2 separate regions of the Homo sapiens genome follow, and region 1 is linked to region 2. Evidence: chromatin contacts called from ENCODE Hi-C or POLR2A ChIA-PET data. All regions are on one chromosome and are shown on one strand. Each heading gives the region's core, a stretch centred on a gene start or an enhancer-like site at or near the end of the contact. The rest is flanking DNA. Distances are from core to core; before and after follow the strand shown.

What was found. A loop is a pair of places that touch in the nucleus more often than their neighbours do. ChIA-PET counts read pairs that join two places held with the same protein, here RNA polymerase II (POLR2A). Pooled maps may share reads with other maps.
Region 1: a map of endothelial cell of umbilical vein shows a loop between it and region 2 (4-fold over the local background). The contact joins the promoter of PRKAR2B-AS1 here to the promoter of PRKAR2B in region 2. A Hi-C loop is called at or near these places in 3 of 168 maps with a recorded cell type or tissue (K562, endothelial cell of umbilical vein and mesothelial cell of epicardium), 1 of 37 single-sample maps with no recorded cell type and 3 of 50 pooled maps. POLR2A ChIA-PET finds 5 or more read pairs at or near these places in 10 of 52 experiments (A673, CD8-positive, alpha-beta T cell, K562 and 7 more).

What each region holds. Positions count from the first base shown.
Region 1 is chr7:107,078,342-107,081,041 of GRCh38, forward strand. PRKAR2B-AS1 (PRKAR2B antisense RNA 1) reads right to left here and starts at 1,268. Exons shown (of 4, transcript XR_007060469.1): 1 at 1,125-1,268. The region is part of intron 2 of PRKAR2B (protein kinase cAMP-dependent type II regulatory subunit beta); the gene reads left to right.
Region 2 is chr7:107,043,402-107,046,101 of GRCh38, forward strand. It overlaps PRKAR2B (protein kinase cAMP-dependent type II regulatory subunit beta), which reads left to right and starts at 1,304. Exons shown (of 11, transcript NM_002736.3): 1 at 1,304-1,813. The coding sequence starts at 1,507. RefSeq lists silencers at 1,057-1,616, 1,403-1,697.

The DNA.
Region 1 (2,700 bases), core at 18-2,517, 35 kb after region 2:
AGGATGAAACGAGAGGTGTCAGTCTTGAGCAAGGGAGGTGGGAAGACAGGATGGAAGGTGGGACTGGGACCTAAGGAGGTTCTCTGAGATGCCAGGGCACAGGCCTGGGGGCTTTTGTCCAGGCTTGTTCCTTGGGTGGGATGGAAGCCATTTAGGGGGCCTCCAAGTCACTTCATGCACCTGTTATCTCTCAGTGCCCACACTAGTATTATAATAAAATGGGTTCTTCCCTGTGATTCATTATGAATAATCCAAGTGAACAGAGCAAGTACTGCTCCTGGCTCATTTCCAGCCACTTGCCCCTCCTGCTCTACACTCTAGCAGCGCTTGTTTACTGATACTTAAGCAACCTTGGGAATTGGAACCCAGTGGAATCTGTGGCATTGTTGAGTCTCTGGTTCTTTTTTGTTAGGCCCTGGAATGCTGATAAGCTACCTCAAGGCTAATGAGAAATTAGATTATCTCTTGAACTTAATTGCATTTTCCCAGAGTTCTCTTAGAGCCCCCCAGGGAAAGGAGAAAGGAAGATAGTGAAAGCAGCTGTTCAGGTTGGGGCATGGTGGGAAGGGAGGATCTTTCTGCGCCTATAGTGTCCTCAGACTCTTCACACTGGTGGTTTTGCCAGTCGATGTGGAAGGGCTTGGAAGATAACATGGGAATTATGTAACCCACCAAACCCCGTGTGCCTTAATTACAGGAACACTGCCACTGTTGGGGAAAGGGGTCGGGGAGTTAGATCTATAAGATAGTATAAAATAGGTATGAGTAGATAGAATAGACATTTAGATGTAGTGCAACCATTCTTTAATTACAAGCGGAGTTTAGGTCACTACTTCACCAGCTCTGTGTGAAGGATCAGTTTTTCGTTTTTGTTTTCCCAGTGCACTGCAGACCAGCACTTTTGAGAAATATAAATTTGCCACAGCAATATCAAATTGCTATAATTGTATCTAAACACTGTTTTACTCTCTGTACTTATCTTATTGCAGATTGCCATGGCTTAGGTGATACAACCGTGGTGTGTGCTACATGAGATAAGAAACTTCTCACAAAAAGCTTTTATAAAGGAAGATTGCACATTTATCTAAAAGAAGCGATTATTAAAAAAAAAAAAACAAACATACCTTATTTTGCTAACTTGGCATTTTGTCAGGACAGCCTGCATGAATGAATGGTGCCCTTGAGTTGTCGAATGGTGGCGTGTGGCAGCCCTGCTTCAGGCCCGTGGCGTGCCTGCGTTCTGCCTCCATGTATGCCTGCTCATATTCAGAGCATGCCATGGGCTCTCTTATCTAGGCCTTGCTATAGCTCACCACATTCCCTGCCATCAGCTTCCTTCCTCTCTCCCTCCCTCCCTTCCTTCCTTCCGATACCGTTACTGTTACACATCGTTTGATGTTGTAGTTGCTTGTTCACATGTCTTTTTCCCTATGCTTAACAGTGAGGTTCATAATTAATGGACTGAGAAACAAGGACACTCTGGATGAGGTCAAAGAAAAAATAGAATGTGAAGTAAAGAAATGAGAATGCAAGGAGGATGGGAAGATTTCTCCAGGCATGTGTGTAGAGCGGTGTGAGATTCCTGAGTAGTGTGTGCTGGGGTAAGGACCAGTGTGAATATAGTTACAGGGTGAGCCTGCTAAAGGGCAGGCTGAGTGACATTTTATTGGAATTAAGGAAGCCAAAATAAGTTGAGGATGGGCTCTCAAATGGGTTTTCAACTTGGACATTGACTGCCTACGATGGTGGCACATTGGAGTGAAATGAAAACTGTGAGCCAGGTACCAGTCAGGAAGGGGCATCTGTATGCCGTGGCTCTCGGAGGAGCACAGAGGTTTCAGTGGGAGCACCATGGAGTGGTCCAGATGCCAGTGTGGGGAGCCACAGCGTGCCCTCACTATCTTTCAGATCCCACTGTGTGCAGGAAGTGGTACCGTCTAAGAGAAGGAGTGTTCTTGGAGAAGAATCAAGTTTCAACCAAGGCAGAGAAAAGTCAGTAATGTTTTATAAAAGAATGTGAGGGTGTGGGGAATGTGTTGGGAAGGAGGGTAGTAATGGACAGAAGGAAGCCACAGAGCAGCAATTCATTTGAGGAAATATTTGCAAGCAATTACCATTGCCAGGGACTACACTAGGCACAGCAGTGAACACATTATGCCCTTGAAGTACTTGCAGTCTAGGGAAGCTTAAGGCATGGGGAGATGAAATTAGGGAAAAGATGGTGGTCTGGAGGGTCTTACATCTTGTGGATGACCAAGGGTGACAGAGCAAAGAGGACATAGTTGGATTGATAGTTTTTAGATTATAATTTATTCACTGTAAATACTTGTTTAACTAAACTTTCCTTAAGGCTAACTCTGTTAGCTTCCTAATGAGAGCGCTGTAACCGTCTGATACTTATCTTAGGTACAGAAGGCAATATGATGTAGAAGTAAGAGGCTGGATTTGGAGCTGTTTTTAAATTTAACAGTCAAATATTCAATGAGGGCCTACAATGTGTTGGGCACTGGGCTGGACCCAGGGCAGGCAGATACAGTTTAGGATCTTAGGTACATCATTTATTAGCTGTGTGACCTTGGGCAACTTACTTAAATGACCTTCTGTAAAACCAGATTGTGGTTATTCTGGAAGAGAATGCAGGCAAAGCTTTTAGCATAGTGTCTGACACATTTTGAGTGCAAAATAAACTTTTATATATTA
Region 2 (2,700 bases), core at 54-2,553:
CAAAGTGTTGGGATTACAGGCATGAGTGAGCCACTGCGCCCGGCCAAAAGTTTAATTCTTAAAATGCTCGACACAATTAGAAGCACTTAACTACTGTATATTTAAAGCAACGTAACATTATTACTATAAAGTTGTTAAGAAATGAAAATAGAGAAATACATTGGCTCATGGAGTCAATACAGGATGCATCATTAACAAAGGGTTAACATCAAGATCCATTTTTACAAGAGGGACTAGTTCGTTACATCTCTGATTTCTAGACTTGGAGTTTCCCCAGTCATGTGTTTACTCTTCCGTGGGTGGGAAGATAAATCAGAATAACCAAGTGAGCTTGCTCTTGAAATATTTTATTTACAATGATATGATAATTGTAGAAAATGAAGTATGCGTACTTAAATAGAATTTAATTGACAAAAGACAATTTTCTCTACTTCAAAATTGTAAACATTTGCAAAGTAAGCCTCATTTCAAAGTCAAAGCCTTCTACTTTAAAAGCACACATTAGTAATTCTATTTTTCTTTATACTGAAGTATTTCAATTTTTGGACATACAAGTCAAAAATCATTCAAAGCATAAAGGAAAGTTTCAAAATAATAAGCGCCTCATCCTGCACTATCCTATTTAAAAGAGATCAACTAACTTTGATAGGTGCCTCTCAATAAATGGTGCCTTTGTCTCAATAAATAGTAAATGCGTGGAGTGCACAACGGAATAGCATCAGTAAGACGAAACATAATAAACAGGATGGATCGGGAAAGGCTGGATAAAATGTGGGGAAGAAAAAGAAAGACGTCACAAAGATGGGGTAGCATTTCTTTGTCCAAAAGAGAACCAGTACCACCATAAGACTTTAAACAAAGGACATTAGCAACACTTATCATGCAACTAGATTCTAGAAGGAAAATAAAATGCCACTACTAAGGTGGAGGCTGAAGTTTCAAGACAAATCTCCTGGCACCACCTCTGCGGGGGTTCACCATGGCGAATGACGCCTGGGAAGCGGGGCGAGTGGCCAGCCCGCTCCTGGACGCGCGGACAGGTGGACACGAAGGCGGCCTCGCTGGGCCTCCCTCCGCCTCTCCCGGCCCGGGCGCGCAGCCCTGCGGTGGTCTGACAGGCGGGTGCGCGGCGCCAGCCAGCGGAGGTTGCCATGGTTTCCGGGGGTCACGTGGGCGCGCTCTCCTGCGCCCCCTCCCGCGCACCGCGGCGGGGCGGGGGCGGGGCGCCCGGGCGGGGGAGAGGCGCGGCCGCGGCTGGAGCGGGAGGAGCAGGAGATGCTGCCAGCCCTCCCGGGGCCGCGCTCGCTCAGCCGCCGCCACCACACGGAGCAGACGCGCGCCGGGAGCCGCGGGCCGGGCCAGCCGGGCCGCCGGGGCCCAGTGCGCCGCGCTCGCAGCCGGTAGCGCGCCAGCGCCGTAGGCGCTCGCTCGGCAGCCGCGGGGCCCTAGGCCGTGCCGGGGAGGGGGCGAGGGCGGCGCCCAGGCGCCTGCCGCCCCGGAGGCAGGATGAGCATCGAGATCCCGGCGGGACTGACGGAGCTGCTGCAGGGCTTCACGGTGGAGGTGCTGAGGCACCAGCCCGCGGACCTGCTGGAGTTCGCGCTGCAGCACTTCACCCGCCTGCAGCAGGAGAACGAGCGCAAAGGCACCGCGCGCTTCGGCCATGAGGGCAGGACCTGGGGGGACCTGGGCGCCGCTGCCGGGGGCGGCACCCCCAGCAAGGGGGTCAACTTCGCCGAGGAGCCCATGCAGTCCGACTCCGAGGACGGGGAGGAGGAGGAGGCGGCGCCCGCGGACGCAGGGGCGTTCAATGGTGAGGACCAGACCCCCCACTTCGCGCCCCCGGATCCCCTCGCTGCCCCCCACCGCTCCCCGCTGTGCTCTCGGATCTTGCCGCTTTGCGCACCCACCTCTCCCCGCATTCTCCACCTTTCCCTACCTTCCCATCTCGCCCACCCCCTCAGCATCCATTTCTGTCTCTCCCACTCGCCCACCTTCCTACTCCGCTCTCTGTCATACCCTCTTCCCTTCCTCTAGAGGTGGGAGAGCTGGGATGTTACGCTTCCCTCTTACCCTTTGCCCCCTCTGCCTGGGCCGGTTGGGGTGGGCATCTGCTAGAAAGACAACTTTCGCTGTGGTTGGAGGTATTTCGCTTAGAGGATACCATTGTGCATAAAGAAACTGGCCCGCTTGGCGTCTTCTTTCAGCCCTTGTATTTATTAATGGAATGTCGAAAGAGAAAAGGAGAACCGTGTTTAATATGATTGGCTTTACTGTTGTTAGGACGGTAGATTCGCTAAAAGAAGCATGAAATTGGACTCACTGGGGCAGAACAAAATTTATGGCCAGTAGCTCTGACATTCTTGGAAATAAGAGTTATCTATTATTTTCCAATTTACCAATACCGTGTTGTGTTATTTTTGGACACGTAACAAAGGATTCTATTTAGTCTGAAACCCACGGGGGTCTTTGGAACGAGGAAATGGGTTAATGGTTTGCTTTTTATATAAAAGACATATTGAATGATTTGGTGCTTTATTTTTTTAAAAGTGTATGAGAAAAACACTGTAGGAAGTTCTGAAAGCTTGTTGGTTGTCTTTAGAATGAAAAGCCAGTGAGTAATTGTAAGGATTGTGCCAGACAGTAGAGCTAGAAAGAATGAATGGGAAAGAAAAAGGAATTTTCTCAAATAGCTGCTCC